3 separate regions of the Homo sapiens genome follow, and regions 1 and 2 are each linked to region 3. The links are chromatin contacts, found by Hi-C or POLR2A ChIA-PET in ENCODE. All regions are on one chromosome and are shown on one strand. The core of a region is the stretch at or near the end of the contact, and the rest is flanking DNA. Distances in the headings are between cores, read along the strand shown.

Region 1 (4,444 bases), core at 1,697-4,196, 3.5 Mb after region 3:
TCACAAGTGTTACTCTATTTCCACATCTCCTCAACTCCCAACTTGCTGAAGAGTATCCTAAGACTTAGAATTAAGCTTAAAATAATGGAATTTGTAATGATTGCCCAATGTTTTGAAATCAAACTTACGGAGGGGTTCATAATCATAGTTATTACTGTATTTTTATGTCCTAAAGTTCTAGTTCTGTCTGTAGCCTCCTTCTTATTCTACCAACTAGGGCCCAATTTAACAAACTGGTTGCCAACTGTCTGAATATAGCCCACAGACATATTTTATTTAGTCTGCTCAGTATTTTAAAACAAACAAAATAGCTGCCAACACTTTAAAACCAGATTTCATATTTATGGCTGTTCTTAAAAAAATGAGATCTGGTGCCATTAAGCCCATATTCTCTCCTGGAACTTTTATCCTGATTAAAGAGGAATTGCACTCTCAGGTTTGTGATACTTTCCTTCTAGACGCTTCTCTCATTTGCTACCTTCCAGTCCCCATAGATACTATGCATTTGTAACCCATGGAGTAGTATCTCTTTGAGTCCAACCTCTTATATTAGCTTAAACTACAAGTATGTGCTCATTCTTTTTAAAATCTGTTTCTACTCAGATGTCCTGCAGACTCCCCAGAATGCACATATTTTAAAACAAAACTATTTTTTCAAAACCTATTTTTCTTTTTTTTTTTTTTTTTCTTTTTTTTGAGACGGAGTATCACTCTGTCACCCAGGCTGGAGTGCAGTGGCAGGATCTCGCCTCACCGCAAGCTCCGCCTCCCGGGTTCACGCCATTCTCCTGCCTCAGCCTCCGGAGTAGACGGGACTACAGGCGCCCGCCACCACGCCCGGCTAAGTTTTTGTATTTTCAGCAGAGACGGGGTTTCACTGTTTTAGCCAGGGTGGTCTTGATCTCCTGACCTCGTGATCCGCCCGCCTAGGCCTCCCAAAGTGCTGGGATTACAGGCGTGAGCCACCACGCCCGGCCTCAAAACCTATTTTTCTTCCAGTATTCCCTAAATGACCCGGTTAATGTTACTGCATTCCTACAGTTGTCCAAGTTAGAGAAGCCCTTAGGGTTATTATCTCCTCCTTCTTCCTCATTCTATCCACAGCTTTTCAGTCATGTGCAAAACTATGACACGCTTAGGTCTTTGCTTTCACTGTTCCCAATATCTTAAACTTCTTCACTTTTCTGACACCTGTACAACTCCTACTTACTTTCCAAGATGAAACAAAATTATTTAATCTCCAAAACTATGTCCTCTGCCTCAAGGAGCATTTAGTTGCTTCTTTCAAAGTACAAGCATCTCAAGTACATGTTGTATGGTATTTATTTACTGCTGGCTCCCCTATTAGATTAAGGATTCCTTAAGCACAGAGAGCATGATTTCGTCATTTCTGTATCACCAATACTAAGACAAAACGCATAGAACTCGATACATGTGTCAAATAAATAAATACATAAATTTTACAAATCAATGAAAATATTGTTTCACATGATTTCACCGTCTTAAACTTTCTATATGTTTCAATTTTTTGTTAAATTGACTTTTGCTGGTGCTCTTTTGGTGCTTACTTTGGATTAATAATAGAATCATTTTAAATTTTGCACCAAATGACTACAAAGTTAAATGTCTATGTCAAAAGAAAATTTATTGACTTCATTATTAGAATATGAAGTGGTTTTTTTTGCTTTAAAACTTTGTTTAAAATATCTAAGGAGGCCAGGTATTAACTCTGAAAAAACTGTATAATTATTTATAAAACAGATCCCATAGGAGCAACTGAACAGCTGTGGAAAGATTTGGCACATCACTTTGCCAGCCTGAATTTAATGACCTACATGTGAAGGGCTACATATCCAATTACTAATCCTCCCTCAGCTACTCTTTGCCCTCATATGGAGGCAGCTGAAAAAAGATGCCCTACTAACAGATCAGAAGTGGATCCAGACTTTTTTGCCAGTGCTCAGTTAACAAAGATCTTTTAGGTTTGAGATGAGGAAGAAACAGAAGAGGGACTCACAACAGTGTTATAGCTGATACAGTGTTTCAAGTAAAATTTAAGGGCTTATGGCAAGAGTGACTTTAGTTTTGTAACTAAAGTCAAAGAAATTTCGGCTCTTTTAGAGAATCTCAAATTCTGGATTTAATTTTCTATTCACTGAAGCCTTTAAACATGTTCAAATATCTTCAAGGATAATTTACTTCAAAATTCTTTCTATATGAGAAGCCAGTCTTCTATTCAAGATGCAAACCTCATTCTTACCTTCAAATTCTGCAATAATCACCTATTAGAAGTAGAGGAGAAAAAAACTAAATAGAAAATGACAATCTACGGGGTTGTATTTCATTTCTCTCTCAGTTGACATGATCTATATATAGCAAAAGATTATATAAGGTCAAGTATTATAAACAATGAAATGTCATCTGATGTTTTGCAAAACAGCATAGGAAAAATAGCTCAAGGAATGAATAAAGAGTAAAGCTATGGCTGTTTTACTTCAGCCATAAAAAAGCCTTACAGATTCTAAATTTAAATGCATTTTATTGTGAATCTGACTCACTTTTTGAATTTAATTTTCCACTTGAGTTATGTAAAATCATGTGATATGGTAATTTTCTGTATAAATTAAAAATAATATAGGCAAGAGATGTTTTTCTCTCATTTTCAACACAGAAAAATTAGGAGCCTTTCTTCGTTGTTTTGCATTTTTAACAGTGGGACTATCTTAATTCCTTCATCCAATACTCACAAGAATATATGAATGAATACACGTCTGCAGGTACACACTTAATTCTTGAACGGGAAAAAACAGACATCACTGTAACTACCTCCCACTCCCAAAACACTAACTCCAGACCCCGCCCCGCATAAACCCCTCCCCTTTCTTCCATTGCGGGTTCGAAATGGCCGCAGTTCGATGACGTAAGACGCAACCGCCGTAGCCTCCACTGCGTAACTACCGCCCCTGCCTCTGGGAATTGAAGTTTCTGTGGAAGGAAGCGTGAGCCGTAACCAGGCCAACCCAGAAAGGCTTTCTTTCTGAGATTTCACTTCCCTGTCAACTCTTCAGCTCGGTAAGTGTCCTGGCACTGGTTGGCGCTCCCCCGCACTATGGTATTCTCTGGACGCAAAGGGGCGCGTGCCATGCAGCCCCCTACTAGCAACAAGGGCTTCCGGGGGAGAGGGGAGCAGTGGTGTGGAAGTGGTTTCCTGCGGCGCTCTTGCTGAAGGAAATGACGTCGATGACAGGCGCCCCCCGCGGCCTACCCAGCTGCTCCCTGGTTCGCCAGAGACAGCTTAATCCCGTCTCTGAAATGCGTTTGCTGGCTGGGAGCCTAGAAGGGATAGTGGGCGAGGCTCCGCCCCGTGGTGGGGCGCTTTCCGTCGGCGTGTGTTTTGGGGTTGCCATCGGCCCGTAGTATGTGAAAAGTGAGTTTGCAAAGAATCAGTGGGAAATCTGTACTCTAAAGGGCCGGAAAGCGTGTTATGGCCCTGCCACTTCGTGGCTAGAGACCGTGGGCTTTACCTCTTTAAAGCTGCCTTACCTCATTTTTCCTGCAAAGGGCTGACGTCGCTGAACTCTCTGAAATGTAGAGAGCCCGAGGGGAAGTTGCTGCAGGTGCTGTGAGCTGAGGACAGTTTTATAAAGATCGAAGTGTTACTTGATTTCACTGAAATACTTTAAATTTGGGAATTTTTCTACAGATATGAAGAGGATGGCAACACATTACTTGTCACTTTCTGAAAGAATTTCATCTGCCCCTTCCATTCCCAACCCTCTGCCCAAAAGGCTTGACAACTGAAGTGAACAAAGGGCTTTTCGCTCCTCCACGTTTAGTCCGCATGTCTTTTAAAAGGGCATTCCTGGCCGGGCGCGGTGACTCACGTCTGTAATCCCCGCACTTCGGGAGGGCAAGGCGGGTGGATCACCTGAGGTCAGGAGTTCGGGACCAGCCTGACCAACATGGTGAAACCCCGTCTCTACTGAAAATACAAAATTAGCCGGGCGTGGTGGCGCATGCCAGTAATCCCAGCTACTGGGGGGGCTGAGGCAGGAGAACTACTTGAACCCAGAAGGCGGAGGTTGCAATCAGCCGAGATTGCGCCATTGCACTCCAGCCTGGGCAACAAGAGCGAAACTCCGTCTCAAACAAACAAGAAAGGCCGGGCGCAGTGGCTCATGCCTGTAATCCCAGCACTTTGGGAAGCCGAGGCGGGTGGATCACGAGGTCAAGAGATGGAGACCATCCAGGCCAACGTGGTGAAACCCCGTCTCTACTAAAAATAACAAAAATTAGCTGGGCGTGGTAGCGCGCACCTGTAGTCCCAGCTACTCGGGAGGCTGAGGCAGGAGAATCGCTTGAACCCGGGAGGCAGAGGTTGCAGTGAGCCGAGATTGCGCCACTGCACTCCAGCCTGGGCGACCTAGCAAGACTCCCTCTCAAA
Region 2 (4,824 bases), core at 1,058-3,557, 3.2 Mb after region 3:
TTTATGTTGCCCAGGCTGGTCTCCAACTCCTGGGCTCAAGCAATTCTCTTACCTTGGCCTCCCAAAATGTTGGGATTACAGGCATGAACCACCATGTCTGGCTGCATTGTAATTTTTATGATCTACCCAGGACCAGATGAACTGAGTCATAGGCTTCAAATCTCACATTCCTTTCCAAGTTTTATATTCCAAGCTAGAATTTTTATGTGAACAAATACACTCTTATTAACTTTTATTGAACTTGATTGATTTTAGACAGGGAGAGAGCTTGTGGTCACGTTGAAGGTCACTTACAGAAGGTGCTGTGGGCACAAGGTCATCTTCTGTTCTTCCTGTCTGCATTGCTGTGTGAACCCGGACAGATTCATAAATGGAGGGTTCTTCCACTTTTCTTGGGTAGGGATGTTTTAGAACCATCAGAGTGCCTGAATGAAGATGAAAAATATATAATCGAACAGTGTTCCCAGAAGGAAGGTCCAAATGCTAACTGGATAACTGTGGCTGGATTGGAAAGTCTTTTGTTTTTTTCATGTATTCCCTCGCTCATTATCTCAACAGTTATCAAATACCAATTAGGTATAAGGCACTTAAGCTGGACACTGAGATATAAAGCATGATGGAGATGTTCCTTGGCCTCCTGGTGCTCAGAACTGGTAACAGATATGGTCGTTTAAATGAACAGGGTGATGAGACCAATGGCAGCCGTGTGAGCAAAGCATGATAATCATCCCCAGACTGCTTGAAGAACCTTTCCATGAAAGGATTCAGGACAGCTTTCATAAAGGAGGTGACATTTGATTTAGATCTTAAGTAGTAACTGGAAGTTTTCCAGGAAGGCTTTATGAAAGCCATGAGAACAAGACTAAACAAAAGCACTAGGGTAGAGGAAGATCCATTCCATTGCCCTTATTTCCTATCAATCAGTTTCCGAATAAACGTGTAACAAATTAGTGGATTTCAAAAAAGTGAGCATTCTCCCTACTCTCTGATACTACCCAATTAATGAAAGTAACCAAGCAAAGTCTTTGCATTACTAAGTGAACATGACCTGAACAAGCTGGTGCTCACAAGTGATTGCCTCCTTCCCCTTCCATCTGGAGAGGGGAGCCTCCAGGCAGAAAAAGGGCTCAGCCCAGGGGGTCCAGGCATGGGGGGCTGGGGAACTTTGTTCCAAGGGCTCAGAGCAGTTCTGAGTCTATGTTTCTGACATTTCCTTCTTGAAATCCTTCCCTCAATCAATCAGTCAATCAGAAACTAGAAACTAACTACAAAAAGAGGCAACTTAAGGGGATTTTTTTTCTTCTTGCTATGGTTTCTTGCTTTTAATTTTACTAGGGTCTTTTCTATAGCAAGCCTAAGATTGTACCAGACATGGAAGAGATGTAAAGAATTCAGCAATTCATTCAACGAATATTTACAGAGCTTTGCACTCTGCCAGGCACTTGTCTAGGTACTGGGAATGCAATAGCACACAAAGGAGTTTAAATGCTCTTATCGAGCTTATGTTCTAGGTAGAGGAGACAGAAAAAAAATTTAAAAAATATTTTATGTGTGAGAAGTGTTATGGAAAAAATGAATAGGGCATGGTAAAGGGATAGAGAATAGAAAAGGTAGGGTTGGGAGAGGGTGATATTTTACAAGGGTCATCAGGAAGGGCGTCTTTGAAAAGATTTGAAAGATCTGGAGAGTATAGAACCTGAATTAGAGTAAGAGTGAGAAAATGAAAAAGAAAAATGTCTCCTCTGTGGTTAAAAAACACCCTAATGTTAATGATAAATCTACACAAAACAGGCCGGGCACAGTGGCTCACATCTGTAATCCCAGCACTTTGGAAGGCTGAGGTGGGTGGATCATGAGGTCAGGAGATCGAGAGCATCCTGGCCAACATAGTGAAACCCCATCTCTACTAAAATACAAAATAAAAACAAAAATAAATTAGCCGAGCGTGGTGGCAGGCACCTGTAGTCTCAGCTACTCGGGAGGCTGAGGCAGGGAAATTGCTTGAACCCGGGAGGCGGGGGTTGCGGTGAGCCGAGATCGCACCACTGCACTCCAGCCTGAGTGACAGAGTGAGACTCTGTCTCAAAAAAAAAAAAAAAAAAAAAAAACTACACAAAACAAAACCTGTCTATGATACTTGAATACATACAATGTCTGACTGCAAAAACAGAACTGTGGCTTTTGATACTTGGGCCCAGATAAGGTGCTGCTGTAAAATGAAAAGCTGTTGAGAAAAGCCAGAAGAGGGTGTCTGATCTCGACCTCAGAGAAGAATGAAAGCCTCTGGCCCTTCCTCTTTCTGTCTCTCATTGGCATTGCAGCATTGGGATCACAATGAAAAACAGATTTTGCCATTATCAGAACCGTCCCATTCTTGCACATTGTGCTCTCTTTTGTCAATGTGATCTTCCCATAAGAACAGATCCAGTCATATGAGGAGAAGGGGCCGGCTACAGTTTTACAGTCAGAATGAAAGCAGCAGTACCTATATCAAGAGTAGCTGCTGTGCAGGCTCAGGGGCTCTGTGAACACAGTGCTCACATTGTAGATGCATGGTAAATTCAGCGCTGGCTCCCAACCCTAAGAAACACTCCCAGTGATGTGCTTCATAGTCACTCTGGACCCTTGGAAAGAGCACTGGATGCACAGGCAGAGGAACAGGGTTCAATTGTCACTACCGCCATTCAGTACTTATCGGCCTTGGACAACCATTACAAGCTTCTGCTCCTTACTAGTGAGAATAATTATGCTTCCTTCAGAAGGCACCAAATAAATGTTTGTGGGAGAATGATAACATATTAGATATTATTATTCTTTGACAGAATATTTTTAAATCCTTAAATAAAATTTGAATGATTGCATCTTTGGGGACATGGATTTTGAAATCTTAAAAAAGACCTAGACGCAACATTCTGCTAGGAATAAAAATGGTGGTAGTCTAGTAATCACTACTTGTGATTAACTATAGTTAAATTGGTGCCTCTCAAACACTTTCACCTTACAGAAGAGGAGAGGGGAACTGAAGCCTAGGGATCAAAGCAGCTCCCAAATTAGATACATTTTGAACTCTTATACTTTATCTTCAAAGTTGATGCTTAATTTTCATTCTACTTCATATATTTAATACTTAATATGAAAATAATGCTTTAAATGACACTCCAGAAAGATGTACTTAGTTGATACGACCAGGCACACACTTCACATAATAATACCTGTGTTAATTTTTTTTTTTTGAGGCGGAGTCTTGCTCTGTCACCCAGGCTGGAGTGCAATGTCACGATCTCAGCTCACTGCAACGTCTGCCTCCCAGGTTCAAGCGATTCTCCTGCCTCTGCCTCCCAAGTAGCTGGGAATACAGGCATCCACCACCACACCGGGCCAATTTTCGTATTTTCAGTAGAGACGGGGTTTCGTCATGTTGGCCAGACTGGTCTCGAACTCGTGACCTCAGGTGATCCACCCGCCTCGGCCTCCCAAAGTGTTGGGATTACAGGCGTGAGCCACTGTGCCTGGCCTAATTTTTTATTGCTATTGTAGCAAATTGCCACAAACATAACAGCTTAAAACAACTCAGATTTATCATCTTACAATTCTGGAAGTCAGAAGTTCGAAATGGGTCTCACTAGTCTAAAACTGGCAAGGCTGCTTTCCTAGTGGAGGCTCTAGGGAGGATTCATTCCTTTGCATTTTCCAGCTTTCAGAGGTGCCCTCATGTCTTGACTTGTGGCCATTTTCCTCTGTCTTCAAAGCCAGTAACAGCCAGTCAGATCCTTCTCCTGCTGCCATCTTTCTGGTTCTCTCCCTTCTGGCTCCCTACTACTTATGAGGACCCTGTCAATTACAGTGGTCTTACTTAGACCATCTAGGATAATCTCCCCACCCCAAAGTTATTTGATCAGCTGCCTTAATTCCATCTGCAAACTTAATTCCCTCTTGCCATGTAACAATATATTCACAGGTCCAGGGAGACATGTGGACGTCCTGTGGGGGCATTATCCTCCTACCACAGTATCAGTCCCTGGAGGAGAAATAGCCACCGGGGCCAGTTGCGCTGCAGGGTAAGGATCTCTGGGCTGGGCTGCTGCCTGAGCCTGCAGTGCTGTCACCTCTTGGTATTAGACAGCCACTGCCTTTCCAACGTGTGCATTTCCAACCTCTGTGAGCCTCTTCAGCGCACCTATCAGTCAAATTTATCTTTGTATCCCTACCACTTGATAGAGTTTCTGACATAATGAAGGCAGATGAGTGAATGAATTAATGAATGAATGCTACAGTAATGCAGGCTTGAACCAAGAAAGAACCTGGGATGAACCAGCCTCCCAGGTCCACAATTCTCCAGGCCTGAGGCAAGAAAGGACAATAACCGCAGGCATAACTTTTCAAATCTCTGTTGGAGGAACCCAAATTCTATTTTGAAAACCTCCTCTAAAGTTTAATTCAACAAAAGTAAAACAAAGGAAAATGGCATTGAGTCAACCAAGAGAGTAAAACTGACTGTAGATTGATTTTAACTAGTAACCCCACAAATGAGGCTAAACTAAATTGTGAGATGAAGATGACAAAGTACTTATAAAACGGCAACTTATACTGATAAAAATCTGGTGTCCTAAAAGACAGTTCTCCTTAGATGACTATTCTTGCCCAAGGAAGAGCCAATATACAGACTTCTTGGCATGGCTGTGAGGCTTAATGATTTCCCCTTCTGCAGAGATTGTACCTCCCAGTATACAGAGATAGGTTCCCTATAACCATGTTATACCTCCAGACCTGGCCCGGCCCTCGAATACCTGACCTGGTCACACTAATTGGATTCACTTCTTGGGG
Region 3 (4,666 bases), core at 1,427-3,926:
CATCTGTCTTAGTCACTTTGGGCTGCTATAACAAATTACCATAGATGGAGTGTCATAGACAACAAACATTTATTTTTCAGTCTGGAGGCTAGGAAGTGCAAGATAAAGGTGCCAGCAGATATAGTTTCTGGTTAGGGCCCACTTCCTGGTTTGCAGATGGTCCTCTTCTTGCTGTATCCTCACATAGCAAGAGCAGAGAAAAAAAGCGAGCGCTCATGTGTCTTTTTATAAGGACACTAATCCTGTTCATGAGGGCACTACCCTTATGACCTGATTACCTCCCAAAGGCCCCACCTCCTAATGTATCATATTGCAGGTTAGGATGTCAACACATGACTCTGGGGTGATACAAATAGGCCATTGCAGCATATACAATTAAAATGTAAATATGAAGAAAAAAGGAAGTTTTTGTTTTTTTGTGGGGGAGATGGGGGTTAAGGAAGAAGATAGTAATTTCAGGACTAGGCATGGTAGCTCATGCCTATAATTCCTGCACTTTGGGAGGCCAAGGCAGGAGGATCACTTGCGGCCAGGAGTTCAGGACCAGCATGGTTAACAGAGGCTAAGGCAGGAGGATTACTTGAGCCCAAGAGTTTGAGGCTGCAGTGAGCTGTAATCATGCCACTGCACTCCAGGGTGACAGAGCAAGACCCTGTACCTAAATAATAATAATAATTTCCACTTCATTTTTCAATATTCAAATATTTTTATATAATTCTGCATTGTTCTGTATGTAGATCCTAATTTTAAAATTTTACACCATCATAAATGAACAAAGGTAGGAAGGAGTTTGGCTTCAATAGCTTACAGTAAAAGGAGTAAAGGAGTTCAGCCTCAAAACGATATTGTTGACCTGTTATGTTATGAAAAATAATCCAGTGTTTATACTTAACGGATGCCATCCCTTATTATTTACTATTTTCTTAGTCTAACTAAACAATCTTTATTAAAATAAGCAATGATATTTGACATGGGCCTAAGAAATATATAGTTAGCTAACAATATTGTCAGTTAGAGGGATTTCTTTTCTAAATTAAGTACAGATTTCTTCACCAAACTCCAGGATAACAGAAAAGAGGACATAAAATTTGGACATAGTTTCTGGATAAATAAATGTAAATTTAAATATAAATTATGTAACAGGAAACAAACGAAATTAAAGAAAATAAATTTTTCAAGAAAAGTAAATTTATGGATGTTAATTCTGTAACATTGTCAGGGCAAAGTTTTTTGTTTTTATTTTAATTTAAGGGTTTTATGTTTGTTTTTTACTTGTTGCAACCTCAAATGACCAAATGGTATGATGCACACTGAGATACTCAATAAATGTGCAGTGATTCTTAGCCTTTTTTCCTAGAACTTTAATATTAACATGGAAAATTCTGAAATGGACAACAAAAAGATAACACTTTGTGTATGGGGAAGAATATCATGCAGTTGATGACGGTACATTAAAATTCACACAAAAGGACATTTTGACTAGCATTCAGAAAGAGTCCATTGATTATAAGATTATCTATGAGGTTTTGGACCGGGCACTACACTACCGAATTATGGCTAACTTTGGTTTGTGATCTAGACCAAGTCACCCAATCTATCTTGGATTTTAGTTTTCTGGTTTATGAAATTAAGGAGTTAAGCTAAATGACTTGGGTTTCTTTTCGTGTATCATAATCAAAATGCTGTAACTTCTCTAGTGAATTCATAGAACACTGACTCTTACAAGTATGTCATGAAATACTTTATGCTGTGAGCAGGTATACATGTATAATATATGTATAGCTATGAACAAATAAATTTTAAATAAATGCACAACGAATTCTACAAAATGGGCTCCAACATTAACAAATGATCTGAGTTAGTCTTTCTCACAGCCGACCATAAACTATAAAACATTTTTATAAACACTATCAGCAATAAAAACGAAGTAAAATCTAGCCAAAAAATTCAATGTTCTCCAAAGTCATGTTAATCAAATCAGGTGATATATTAATGAAGTACATATGACTAAAAGGAAAAATATATGTCATTCCTGTGGTAAGAGGAAGCTGAATGTCACTAGAAATTTTTACAAGCTTTAGGAGAGGAAGAGTTCCGTTTAGGAAAATAATCATTTCAGATGATCTGAAGAAGGGTATTGGATGGAACCTATCCAATAGGTTCATCACAAAAGAGGACCTGAGAGACAAGAATGAATGGTTTCTGACTGGTGGAGAAATTTGAGGATAATCTCCCTTGCTTGAAAAGCGGTGATTAAGATTGGCACTTGCTTACAGGAGTGAAAAACAGGTAAGGGGTGCGCGCGTCTTAACACACACAAGAGGAAATACAGAGAAAAGGAAGACACAAACATGAAATGAGAATTAAATGAAATAGAATCACACTGCTGATAGAAGGGTTAAAAATCTAAAATACAACAAGAAGGGCAGGTGTTAAGCGATAAAGGGGGGCAGAACAAGTCTTTTATCCGGCCATTTAATTGGTCACCTTAAGAAAGAATCCTATCTTCCCACCGCAGCTGAGAAGACACTTCTAAGAGGTACAGCTAAAAGGTGGAGGACTGATAGACAACTTAGAGGTTGGTTTCGGGAACGATAAAACAAGTAACGGGCTGCCCGGCCTGCGCCGCGGAGTCCCGAGGAGCCTGCGCTGTGCTCCTCTCGCGGTGTCTCGTCATCTCCGGGAAGACTCGGCGCCTGGGTCCGCGCTCTCTGGGTAAGCTTTCCGGGAAGCTTTCCCGGGAGCTCGCTGGTCCTGGCCCCAGAAGCCTGCGGACCCGCCCAGGGAGGATAAGCAGCTGAAAGACCGCGCGGTGCCGCTCCGAGGCCCCGGGACGTGGGCCCATGGTCGGCCTGGCGCCACCTTTCCGGGGGAAGCCACGCGCACCAGGCATCGCACGCGGCTCTGCACCCGCGCCGCCGGACCTGAAACCCGGCGGAGGGCACACGGGGCTGCCGCTGCGGGCCCCGGACCAACCCATGCTTACTCCGGAGCCTGTACCGGCGCCGACGGGTCGGACCTCCCTGCGCGGTGTCGCCCAGCGGGTTCGTGCGAAAGGCGGGGCCGACTACACGCGGTGCCGCGCCCTGAGACCGTTTATCTGCAGTCAACGCAGCCTCCCGGCTCAGCCTGGGAAGATGCGCGAATCGGGAACCCCAGAGCGCGGTGGCTAGACCGGGCTCCGCCGCCTCCCCCACAGCCCCTTTCCTAATCGTTCAGACGGAGCCTGGTCGACTTCGCCGGAGACTGCCAGGTGAGAGGCCCCAGAGACACTAAGGGTAAAAATAAACCCAGCGCCAGCGGCGGGTACCCTGTAGGCCTGCTGGACCGGAGACGCGAGCGAGGGGCCCAGCCTTTTCTGTTTGTACACCCGGTGACGGGCGCGTGTCTGTTTACTGTTGTAAGGTGTTGGCGTGGGTTTTCTTGCTTGCTTTTATTTTAGTTCTCAGATTAACCAGAGGGGGTGTTGCCTTTGTGGACTGGGTTAGCATCCTCGAGGTGCTAAGAATCATCGTATGCTATTGACTGAAGAATATAACCTTAAGACAGCAGTAGCTGCTGTAAGAGATAAAGTAAAACATCTCAGTAACTAAACATAGTTCAGGCTTATTTCTCGTTCATGTCAAGTCCATTCACGTGTTCAGCTGTTGGCCTTCTACTCAATTATTCAGGAACCCAAACTCCTTTTATATTATGGCTTTGCTATCCCCTAAGACCTTGGAGTCCTTAGTTTCCAGGCAACGGACAGAAAAAGAAAAGCTACTAGAGGATTGCATGAGGATTGTTTCTTATGGGTGAGGACTGGAAATCACATACTATTTATGTCCACATGCCATTGACCAGACTTCAGTCACATGCCACACTGACCTGCAAGGGAGACTGGAAATGTACTATGGACCCAGGCAGAAGAGTAAACGATTTTGGTAAACACATATCAGTCTCTGACCATCCCTTAAAGGGCAGACTGCATCTTAGTCATCTTTGTTACTCTTGTGCCTATCACACCAGAGAAACTTGTTAAGGCTTTGTGAGGCCGAGGTGGGCATATCACCTGAGGTCAGGAGTTCGAGACCAGCCTAGCCAACATGGTAAAACCCCATCTCTACTAAAAATATAAAAATTAGCTGGGCATGGTGGTGCACGCCCGTAATTCCAGCTATTCCGGAGGCTGAGGCTGAAGAATCGCTTGAACCCAGGAGGCACAGGTTGCAGTGAGCCAAGATTGTGCCACTGCACTCCAGCCTAGGTGACAGAGCAAGACTCCATCTCAGAAAAGAAAAAAAAGGAAATGAAACTTGTTAAGGGATGGGGTTGTTATGTGTCTAAAGTTGAAACTTAACCATATTTCATTGTGATTGCTTAGGAATCATTTATCATCCTTTATCATCCTGTAACTAGATTACAAGATCTGAATATAGGAACTATTTAAGACCGTTCACTTCTGAATCCTCAGCTCAAGGACTGGGACGTAACAAGAGCTTAATAGCTCTTGTTTGTTGAATGAATGAATGAATCATCAGAGAGGAAAACGAGGGAGACAGTTTGTCAATGTTGGAGTTAGGAAATACTGAGAAGGTGACATTTGAGTTAGATTTTGAATTTCTTCAAGTAGAAAAAGCAGAAATGAAACTCCAGGCAGCAATAGTAGTGATATTTTATTGTTGTT

Evidence for each region. A loop is a pair of places that touch in the nucleus more often than their neighbours do. ChIA-PET counts read pairs that join two places held with the same protein, here RNA polymerase II (POLR2A). Pooled maps may share reads with other maps.
Region 1: a pooled map shows a loop between it and region 3 (8-fold over the local background). The contact joins the promoter of TRMT10A here to the promoter of SLC9B2 in region 3. A Hi-C loop is called at or near these places in 1 of 168 maps with a recorded cell type or tissue (CD8-positive, alpha-beta T cell) and 7 of 50 pooled maps. POLR2A ChIA-PET finds 5 or more read pairs at or near these places in 1 of 52 experiments (activated T-cell).
Region 2: a loop to region 3 is called in a pooled map, with 5 times the contacts of the local background. The contact joins the enhancer-like site here to the promoter of SLC9B2 in region 3. A Hi-C loop is called at or near these places in 2 of 37 single-sample maps with no recorded cell type and 4 of 50 pooled maps. POLR2A ChIA-PET finds 5 or more read pairs at or near these places in 1 of 52 experiments (activated CD4-positive, alpha-beta T cell).

Annotation. Positions count from the first base shown.
Region 1 is chr4:99,562,541-99,566,984 of GRCh38, reverse strand. TRMT10A (tRNA methyltransferase 10A) reads left to right here and starts at 2,946. Exons shown (of 8, transcript NM_001134665.3): 1 at 2,946-3,072. It also overlaps a transcript of MTTP not described here. RefSeq lists enhancers at 2,868-2,927, 3,278-3,407, 2,643-3,842.
Region 2 is chr4:99,848,819-99,853,642 of GRCh38, reverse strand. DAPP1 (dual adaptor of phosphotyrosine and 3-phosphoinositides 1) reads right to left here. Exons shown (of 9, transcript NM_014395.3): 4 at 295-425. Among named protein-coding and RNA genes, the nearest start is that of DAPP1, 34 kb to the right of the region's middle. Within about 2 kb of position 2,307, at least 2 of the 41 ENCODE cell types and tissues checked have a DNase peak (open chromatin) inside an H3K27ac peak, as active enhancers do.
Region 3 is chr4:103,074,771-103,079,436 of GRCh38, reverse strand. SLC9B2 (solute carrier family 9 member B2) reads left to right here and starts at 2,676. Exons shown (of 12, transcript NM_178833.7): 1 at 2,676-3,253. It overlaps BDH2 (3-hydroxybutyrate dehydrogenase 2), which reads left to right. Exons shown (of 10, transcript NM_020139.4): 10 at 1-1,845. RefSeq lists an enhancer at 2,677-2,796 and a silencer at 2,907-3,016.